2 separate regions of the Mus musculus genome follow, and region 1 is linked to region 2. A link is a loop called in an ENCODE intact Hi-C map of the cell type or tissue named here. Cell type or tissue: heart. All regions are shown on one strand.

Region 1 (5,000 bases), 480 kb after region 2:
CCATGTTTGAGATTTTTGGGGCTCAAATACAGACACAGCTGGATTTATTGATGGAACTTTGCCACCTCCAGTGTCTCAGTGAAGTTATCCTTAAGTGAGAGAGAAAAAAATGTGGTTATTTTTTATTTCTGTATTCAGAAGTGAATGACTCACATTTCCGGGAAATGTTCCCTGACTTGTTTATGTAACACTATGGATTTGGAGTTCACAGCCATTGTTTAAGCACGGTGAGGCTGTAACATAATGGAATGACCTCCTTAGAAAATGAGGTGATCCAATGAAGCCTTGTCATGATTTCACATGACAGCTTAGATGCAGCTCGCAGCAGGCACATGAATTCATGATTGCTTCTGATTTTTAAAGTGCTAGCATTTTTTTTCTTTAGGATCCGTAACATAGTAGAAATACAGTGTACAATTCAATACTTAAGCTGTTGTGTATGAAGAGCCATGTTTGTGAATTAAGGAAGCACTGAAATCGTGATGGCATAGTCAACGTCACCTAACAGGACTGATGAGAACAGTGAAAGCACAAGGTGAACCAGATGGCAAAACGAGAAACCCAGCTATGTATTTTACTTGCCTTTCCATTGTTCTATAGAGCAATAAGCATAAAAGAATATTTCTGAAAATCTCAGCTCAAGTGACACTCCATATATGATCCATGTAAGGAATTTTCCAGAAGGAAAAGATCGTGCCATTATTTTCTGAACTACAGCACATGTAGGTCTCTTTACTATATTGTTGCTTGGACATACATTTTCCAAGTTCTCAGGTATAGGTACCAAACTACATACATTACTGTATGAACACCATTTTATTCGGCACTCATAAGCAACATGTACAATCAGTATATGTAGAAGACATTATATAACTTATAGAACCTAGAAAAAATTGAAATATAGTGTCTTTTTTTATAAAAATGGTAATTCCAAATAGTGATAACAAAGTATAAAATGGAGTTCAAGGCCCTTCATGGTGCCCTGTGCAATTTCCGCAGGGGTAACATCTAGAAGTTTACCTCTCACATGAATAAAAAATGAATACACTGCTTAGACATTCAGCTAATCAACCAGAGGCCTAGTCTTGGCCTCTGTAATCATGGTTTGGTATTTTAACTAAGTTACAAAACACAGAAGATATGGTTTAATTCTTTGTCTTTTTTAAATGCCTTCAGAACTTTTGGTTCTTTTTTATTTAGTTCTTTTATTTAAATAAGTGGTTCCCTTATAAGTTAGTGGACACCATTGAAGATTGCCCAACCAACAGTCAGCTTTTTAACTGAAGTTTGATCAGCATGCATTGTGTGTCCACAGCCCTCATTTTACTGGAACTTAGCCACTTTACCTTACAAGTAGTTAAGAATTCTGTTGTATACCCAGCACTGAGGCAATTGGAAGACGAAATGGTGCCTTCAACGAAATAGCACAATTATCCTGAATAGGCTCAAATCACGTTTTAAAAACTTACTACCAAGCATTTCAAGGGAGAATAGGAATGTCAGTGTGATGTGTGCTTTCTGTGACAAATTTCTTATGTGATTTCTTTTTTTAATGAGAAAGGAGTGTCACTTGGGGGCATTCTTCAGCAAGGCTTATTTATGCAAGTTGGAGAGAATGGTACTGTACAAAAGGCAAATTTTTCCCTGGAAAAATTCAGGCACTGGAAATGTGGTCTTGTCCAGATAGTGAGAAAATAATTGTCTCCAGGTTTGATGAAGGGTTTATAGCACTAATGTTCTAGGATGAAATACAGCTGGTTTCAGATTCCAGTGTCAACTCAAAATCAAGCTAATTTCATGTGGTTTGGGGTTTTTGCAACTACTTTTTTGTAGAGTACTTGTAGGGACGTTTTGTTCCAGAAACATCCTTGGGAATACCCCATCCCACCCCAACCAGAGTAATTACTCCAGTTCCAGATGAAAATTTACCAGACGGCATTACTTATACTTCCCAGCAGAGGGCACCATTATACCTTCATTGATTCTCGATGTCGCCACGAATTCAACAAAACTCTCCCCCGCCCGCCCCCCCCCCCCCCCACTCACTTTGTTTACGTCCTCGACCCGAACACATAATCCTCAAAAAGTAAAAAAGAATAGGAAAAAATACATTTCTGCAGAGGAGCAGCTTCTGTGGTTCTAAGAGGGAGGTCTTTGTGTCGTTAGAGGTGCTGGGGGATTAGATTCTGTCTACAAAATTGAATTCCAAGATAGGCTTGGTGCTGGCTGTCTGGCTGCCTTGCTTCTCTTTGTTCTTGTCCCTTTCTATGAAATGTTTCCCATTCATCCCAGAAAGTTTTTTTCTGATGAAATTTATGTACACATAAACTAGTAAAATAAGGTAAATGTTAATTTTCCCATTGAAGGCTGGGAGCTCATGAACCTAGTGTTTGGGATGATGGGACATCTTTCAAACATTAAGTGTAATTTTTGCTGCTTTCAAAACCAGTTTGGTGGAGGAAATCAGTTCACTAATTTATATTTGTATGTTATTCCTCAGCTGTGCATATGACATTGTATTAATTAATCTTTAATTCACACTAGAGAGAGCTGTGCTAATTATTTAAAAAAAAATTAGTCTCATGCAAAAAACTTGTATAGGAAATATCCTATTTAGCACAAGGAACCCTTTATTACCCAACTTGATTTTTGAGAAAACATTGGTTTATAATCCATGCTAATTAAATTATTTTTTAAGTGGCAAGATTACAGTATACAAAGCAGAGTATCATGTCTTGATTTAAATAAAATTAGAACAGTAAACACTTTTTGAAATTATCATATGTTAGTGGTATAATTTTTAAAACAAGCTAGGCATTCTACATATTGTCACTAATTGCTTTAGTAGTTATTTTTCTCCTTTTGTCTGATGATATTGTTCCCTTATGTTAACATTTTGGCAGACTCCTTGAATATAAAATATTTTTCAAGCCTGACTAGACATTGCTTCATTTTTCATTCTTTTTTCATTATGTTTGGAGTATTATCAAAGGAAGCTATTGGTATTTTACATGCAGCCTACTTTTATTCGTTCTGTCTGTAAGCATGAGATACAATTAAATTAGCAACACTACTAATTCAATTGAAAAAAAATGTGTGGTAGGATGTTCCAGACTTGATTAACAAAAATACATCATGTGCAAATAGAGGCTGAATCTATGTTACTTCTCATAAACTTATTGACGTGGATGCTAAGGTGCTAGGAGATGTCTTGATCTCCAGGCTCAGCAGACAAATGTAACACGGGGCTCTGTCTGAAACAGAGGCGTTAATGCCCTCTCTTGTCTAGCTTCAATCTGTGCTCAGCTTTCAACTGTGCCTCCAGGAAGATACGTTGCTTCCAGGGTTATTTAGGATCCTATTAAGGAGCACAAAAGAAGGCTTCCTCTTACTCTTCCACTGTGTTTTAAATTTTCTTTAAGAATAGATGTTTCAAAAAGTAATGGAGAAGCATCTTGCTTTGGAGCTTGTTAAAGGGACATTTACCAGGGTGTAAAATTCCAAGTGCTCTAAATGCCTAGCCAGATTTGCACAAATGTGTGCTTTTCTACACTCTTTCCATCATGTTTCCAAGGTGCACAAAGGATGACCTTGCACAAGGATGCATTTTCAAAGCTTGACACTGAGGTGAGTTCGCAGGTAACTAAACTGAGCTACTGTTCTCTTTATAACCAAAAGACTGGCTGTGCTGAAAATATTTTAAAAGCAGGCATTCAATCACCCCGGGTCTGAAATCTGACAAATGGAAACATTTAGATCTAGAAATCTTTGCATGGTTTTAACTACTGGTCTTGAACTTTATAGATTTATGACATCATTGCCAATACCAGAATCAAGATAAAAAGCAAAAATTCCTAGCACAAACATTTAATCTGTCAAGCTTAGGGAAGCTTGCTGTTCTTTAATTCCTTTATACTACATCTATTTATTTTGTTGATGGGAGAGGGTTACAATACTGCATGGGGAAGTGGGAGTACAACTTGTGAAAGTCAGTTCTCTTCTATCATGTAGCTCTCAGGAATTGAGCTCAGGTCCTCAGGTTTGACAGAAAGTGCCTTTGGTCAATAAGATACCTCAGTGACCTTATCTTCATATTCTTGAGTGATTCAAACTTAGGACTTCTTTAAGAAACCCTTGCTATCTGTCCCTTTGCATTCCTTCCCATAACTCTTTAGCTAAAGCAATGGTTTTGAACTTATCTATGATGTCAGCACCACCTGGGGACATAATCAGATCCTTTCTGATTTCTCAGGTCTAGAACTGGACCCCACCACTTCCACTTTCAGTGAGTTCTCAGGTGACGATGAAGGTGGCAATGAATTTGATAGGGAAAAGATAATCAGAGAACCACTGAGGTACATTCTGACAATACAGCAGCCTCTGCTTCCTTTGAGACCTTGTTGAAAATTGAAATACTCCCAAGGTATTGCACCTCTTATAGAAATTCCTTGCTCTGAAAATGAAGACATCTATCTATCATTAAGCTAAGGGAGACTTCAATCTTGTTAAGATCTCATGTGGTCATGCCTGATAATAATGTTTAAAATAATTACTCAAATTTTGAATTAAAAAATATTGAATTAGAAGTTCATCAGCTCAGAGTGTCTCCACATTGACATTATTGACACTTATATCTAATTATTCTTTAGTGTATAAAGTTGTCCTGCATATTGTACAGCAGCATCCCTAGCCTGTATGTGCCAGATGTGATGCCAACTTCACAACATGCATACTCAGGCTATGGTAGCGAAAATTGTTCTAGACATTGTCAAACATCACTTGCAAGGAGAAAAGCCATCCCTATTTGAAAATACTTATGTTATATTATTTTCAAATTCATTAAAGCAGGGTACAATCATATGAACATGCCACTGTAACTCCTTTGAGATTCCCTTTCAACATTTAATTTGTGCAAATCTTCAGACTGTGCATATCACATTTTACTCCTTTGACTCATCTATATATAGATGTTCCTTATCTATTCATTTGTTGCTTTTCTT
Region 2 (5,000 bases):
GATAGTCTCCTTGAGTCAATCCCAAGTTAATGCCCAAGCTCCTAGGGTACTAATCCAGGCAGGTGTGGAGACCAAGAAGCCGGTCTAAGCAGCAGGTGAATGGGAAGGTACTTAAAGATCTGTGTCCCAGAATAAAAAGCCACTTCTGTTATGAAATCCTTCCTTTTTCCAGGGACCAAGAGGAAATTATGAATATCATGAATACTATTATATAGAAAGACAAATTTCTATTTACTCCTTTGGCCTCTTCTACCAGGCCTTATTCCCAAAACTGCACGCAGCTGTTCACTTTAGGAGCGAGAACACAGCTGCTCTATCTCCCTCTGCATCATTAAAAGCACCAATCTTCCTAGAGCATCCATCCCAGATGGCTATTAGAAAGAAAACAGCGTTACAGTTTCCACATCATATAACCAGGAAGCCCTTTAGTCTCCTACAAACACTCACATTCTTACTAATGCAAATAAACCAGGATGACAAGTCTTTAAAATAGATAAAATATAAATCATGCAGAGAACTACTTGAGGAAAGAAGCTCAGAGCAAAGACACACGTGCTTTGTCTGATTTGTCTCAACTTCTAGGAGAAATACTAGGAGACCATGGGATCTGTCCTTGTCCAAGGTCACAGAATTTTCACCAACTTTGCCACTTACTAGCTACATGACTTGAAGTACATAAATTACTCTGAGCTTTAGTTTCTTTCCTTGGCTATAAAACAGTCACACTGGTTTATAGACATGATAATGTAAACTCTCCTGGGCAAAGAATTTTTGTCTACTATATCTACTTCTCTCTCAGTGAAGAAACAAAACCCAGCAATGCTTGTCACAGGATAAGTGCTGACCTCTTGGAGAAAGTTGGCTCGAGGAGAGAAAGAGGAATGGTGACACTGGAAGCATGAGGACCCAACAACATGCACATTCAGTAAGCATACAACACTGTCCCGGTCTCAACTGTCTACAGCAGACATGCACTCATTAAAGAACTGTTTTGTTTCCAGCCTAGCACTGACATAATGCTCTATAAATTCACTTGGTGAAGGCTGATTTTGACCTAGATGAAGACCTTAACAGATATGGGAGTAGTGTATTTCAAACAGCTACACCGAGGTTTATTCAGCTCTGGCACCCTTACTATTTATGGACCAAAGACTCCATGTCTGAGGCTGTATGATGTCTATTTAGCACTATCTAATACCACCCCAGTCTATGTCAGCAGAACCATTTCCTCTCAGTTGTGAGAACCAAAATATGTATTCAATGATGGCTCTTTACATGCATAGCTGAAAGCCACTGATGTAGGCACTGGTAAACTTTGGAAAGACAAGGCTGATTTAAGGAAAAATTGCATAGATGACAGACTGTGAGATATAAAAAAAATTGTTTATGATAATATCTAGTGAGCAGCCAAATTGGACCAGCCCCAGAGTGCCTTAGTCCCGCTTTGCAAGCCTCACTACCAAGCTACAACTCTAGAACTGTGGCTCTCAGCCTGTGGGTTGACCCCTCTGGCAACGCACTATCTCCAACAATATTTCCATGACGAGTCAGAACAGAAGCAAACTTACAGTAATGACGTTGAAAGGAAAATAATGTTGTGGTTGAGTCACCACAACGTGCAGAACTGGGTCAAAGGGTCCAGCATTAGGAAGGTTTGAGAACCACCGCTCTAGAATCACTAGCTTTCTTTTAATTTTCGAGACAGGCAAGTTACCTTTCCTTTGCCCTTTATGCATCGGGCATCCTGAAGGTGGTGAAGCTGGCTGACCATCTGAAGCATTCGAGGCGTTTACTGCAGTAGCAGGAGAAGATGCTGAGGCACCCATGGCTGGAATCACAGGGGTCACTCCCAATCTAAAATACCCAGCTGCCAAAGCAAGAAATCAGATTAAAACGTGGAGGCTAAACAGTTGATATCCCCTTGTTATTCTGATCCTGGCTGGCCCTGGCTTTTTTTCACCATCCCTTGGGAGAGTAAGAGGTAGGGCACTGGTTCGGGGGTGGGGGTGGGGGGTGGTGAGGGGACACTTTGAAAACAGTGCCTCCATTGGGAAAATACCTTGAAGCCTATGCCACCATTTGGGGACCCGTGCCAGAGTCTGGAAACTTGTAAGATGCAACCACGTCGTGAAGACGGGTGTAGTCTTGATGGTGGGGTCCAAGGGAAAATACACTGAACTAGCCTCGAACCCGTGTTCCCAGTAGGGCAGGCGCCTCAGGGAAAATAGGAAGGTTAAAAAAAAAAAAGTCACCAAAACGGGAGGCAAGGAGCGGCGAAGGGCAGGAAGCCACCAGTGTTGCCTTCCCGTCTATGCGCGTCCCACCGGCACCGCGGTCTGCACAGTGCACCGGCTCCAGCCGGACCCGGACGCCGTCCTGTCCCCAAGTCACCTCGCCGACTGTCCCGCGCCGCGCGGCCCCGAGCGCGTCAACCTGCCCAGCCGAACTCACTCGGCAGCCGCCGGCTCCAGCCGAACCCGGGCGCCGCCCTGCCCCCAAGTCTCCGCTCCGACTTGTCCCGCGCGGCGCGGCCGCGAGCGCGTCGAACCGCCCAGCCGAAGTCGCTCGGCTGCACCCGCGGTTTTTCCTCACGCGGGGTCACCGCTAACGTCCGGTCACAGCCGGCGTTCTCGGGCGCCGTTACTTCCTGTTCCGAAGGCGGGACTTCCGGGAGCACGAGGCAAGCTCGCGCTGAGGAGAGGAACGGTCGTCAGGTCGGGCGGATCGCTCCCACCCCCTTCCGCTCCGAGGCCTCGAGCCGCCCGAGCCTTCTCTCCGTCTCCGCCCCTACGTGCGGGGCGGTGTGTTTAAGGGCGGGTCGGTCCACCCCTTCTCGCTCCGCGGCCTATAGGCGCCCGAGCCTTCTCTCCGTCTCCGCCCCTACGGGCCAGGCGGTGTTTTTTAACTCCGCCGGCCGGCCGGTAAGCCGCTCAGGGTGAGAAGTTAGGGAACCGCGGGGTGTCGCTTCCGAGGGGTAAGGCACGTCGCTGTGTTTTTCTAAGTCATCTCCTTAGGTTCTTGAAAGGTCAACTTGTATTTTTTCTTTTTTGGTTTTTCGAGACAGGGTTTCTCTGTGTAGCCCTGGCTGTCCTGGAACTCACTGTGTAGACCAGGCTGGCCTCGAACTCAGAAATCCGCCTGCCTCTGCCTCTGCCTCCTGAAGGCTGGGATTAAAGGCGTGCGCCACCACCGCCCGCTCAACTTGTATTTTTTAATGAACAAGCGATATTTGTGCTTATTTGTGGAATAAAGTGCTATAATTAAGTAGACGCACTTAAACTTCCACCGCCTAGTCCTTTCAAGGACTCTGGCAACCGTTGTGAGTGTACTCCATGGAATTCACAGCCTTCATCTAAGTAGTATATTTCATATTACACAAAGTACGTTTTTATATTACTTGTGTAGGGTAAACCAGCAGATAGGAGATGGTTATTGTATTGGTTAGGTTTTTGTTAACTTGAATGGAGTCACTGTCTTCATCAGACGGCCCAGTGGGCAAGCCTATGGGGACATTTTCTCCATATCTGTATCCGGTACCACCGATGGGCTAGCTTATATTAAGAAAGCAAAGTGAGCCATGGGACCAAGCAAGCCAGTATGTGGTGTACCTCCATGGCCTCCATGGCTTTTGATTCCTTGGTGGCTTCAGGTTCCTGCTTTGAGTTCTGTGGGACCCCATGAAAATGGCCCCCTTTCATATTAATGTGACCATTGTTTAGGTCTTCTTTATGAAGACATTTCTAGGAGCGTTGGTCCACAGCAGACTTCCTGGTACTCTGGATCTTAAAGTGTTATGCCCCCTCTTCAGTGATAGTCTGGTTTTTTGCTAGTCTTTGGTTCTTGTGGGGAGCATTGTCGGTCCAAGTGGTACAACTTCTTCTAAGGCAGTGGTTCTAACCTCTCAAAGCTCCAACCCTTTAATACAGATCTTCATGTTCTGATGATCCTCGCAAGTATAAAATTATTGTTACCACTACATAACTATAATTTTGTTACTGTTATGAATAATAATGTAAATATCTGATTTACAGATCGTGAGCCATAGGTTGGGAATACATAAATCTAGTCTGTTAATTCTGTTTTGATGTTTCTGCGTCTATGATTTCACAGGTAACAACGTAATTGCATAATATATATTATCTATTTGTGTTAAAACATTTTAAAATTTGTGTTATACATTTTTTTTAAATTTTCCTATGTGTTCTACAATTCTTCTCTCGTTCAACATGTTCATGTTGTCTCCACTTTTAAAATATTTAATTCTTTTCCCCGGCCCTTTGGCCCTTTCTAAATTCTATATCCTTCCTCAAAATTCTTTATTGTGTCACAATTATCCATTCTATCCCACAATTATTGCTTCTCTTACACTCTGCCTTCTCTCATAGAGATCCTCATAACCATTTCCGGTTATCTCCCACAGTTCTCACTTTTTAATATAATTGATTAGAAGAATCATACCTTTCTTGTTCCTGAGATTCTAAGGTTTTCCAAGATCGGAGGCAGTAGGAGGTCTCTCTCTCTCAGGATCACGGCCAGAGAACAGAGAATTGGTATGCCTTGGGTATAAAGACAATATCACTAGTTCCACAGCGGGTCAGAGAACATATAACATACCAGGTATTTTAGATACTGCTGGGAATACAAAAGTGCTGAACGAAGGCTTTGTTCTTTGGGAATCTGTATTCAAATAATTTAAAGATCAACTAACAGTACACTTCATCTAAAGAGATACTCTAAATCATGTTTGATTTTAAACATTATTTGATAGAGATTGATGGGGGGGAGACTGATAGTGAAAACTTGATTGAAGAAGAAATTTCTGTTTGGAGCTATTTCAAATACATTCAGGTTTCACTACAGATTTGTACAGAAAAGGTCTTGTAACAAAGAAATATTTGGTTTTATGTGTCTGTTAGCCATGACCATGGTGCTTTGAAAAGTTCCCCCAGCTTTGTTAGATGATGGGGGTTTCCTAAGCAATTAGCATTCCAGAATCGAAA

What was found. Hi-C counts contacts between places; a loop is a spot of excess contacts. Peaks named below come from ENCODE experiments on the same cell type or tissue, not always from the same donor. Only the 100,000 strongest peaks of a DNase experiment are listed, where the experiment ranks them.
Region 1: a loop joins it to region 2, with 4 times the contacts of the local background. A loop is called at or near these places in 11 of 42 quality-filtered maps.

The regions. Positions count from the first base shown.
Region 1 is chrX:169,797,166-169,802,165 of GRCm38, forward strand. It overlaps a transcript of Mid1 not described here. Among named protein-coding and RNA genes, the nearest start is that of Mid1, 80 kb to the right of the region's middle. In heart, CTCF peaks have their summits at 1,929 (motif pointing right) and 2,134; no DNase peak of the experiment used is centred here; H3K4me3 peaks cover 494 bases; H3K27ac peaks cover 509 bases.
Region 2 is chrX:169,317,724-169,322,723 of GRCm38, forward strand. It overlaps Hccs (holocytochrome c synthetase), which reads right to left and starts at 2,649. Exons shown (of 7, transcript NM_001331049.1): 1 at 2,253-2,649; 2 at 1,715-1,867. The coding sequence starts at 1,826. Gm15246 (predicted gene 15246) reads left to right here and starts at 2,672. Exons shown (of 6, transcript NM_001361166.1): 1 at 2,672-2,974. In heart, no CTCF peak of the experiment used is centred here; a DNase peak (open chromatin) is centred at 2,758; H3K4me3 peaks cover 2,355 bases; H3K27ac peaks cover 1,459 bases; H3K27me3 peaks cover 406 bases.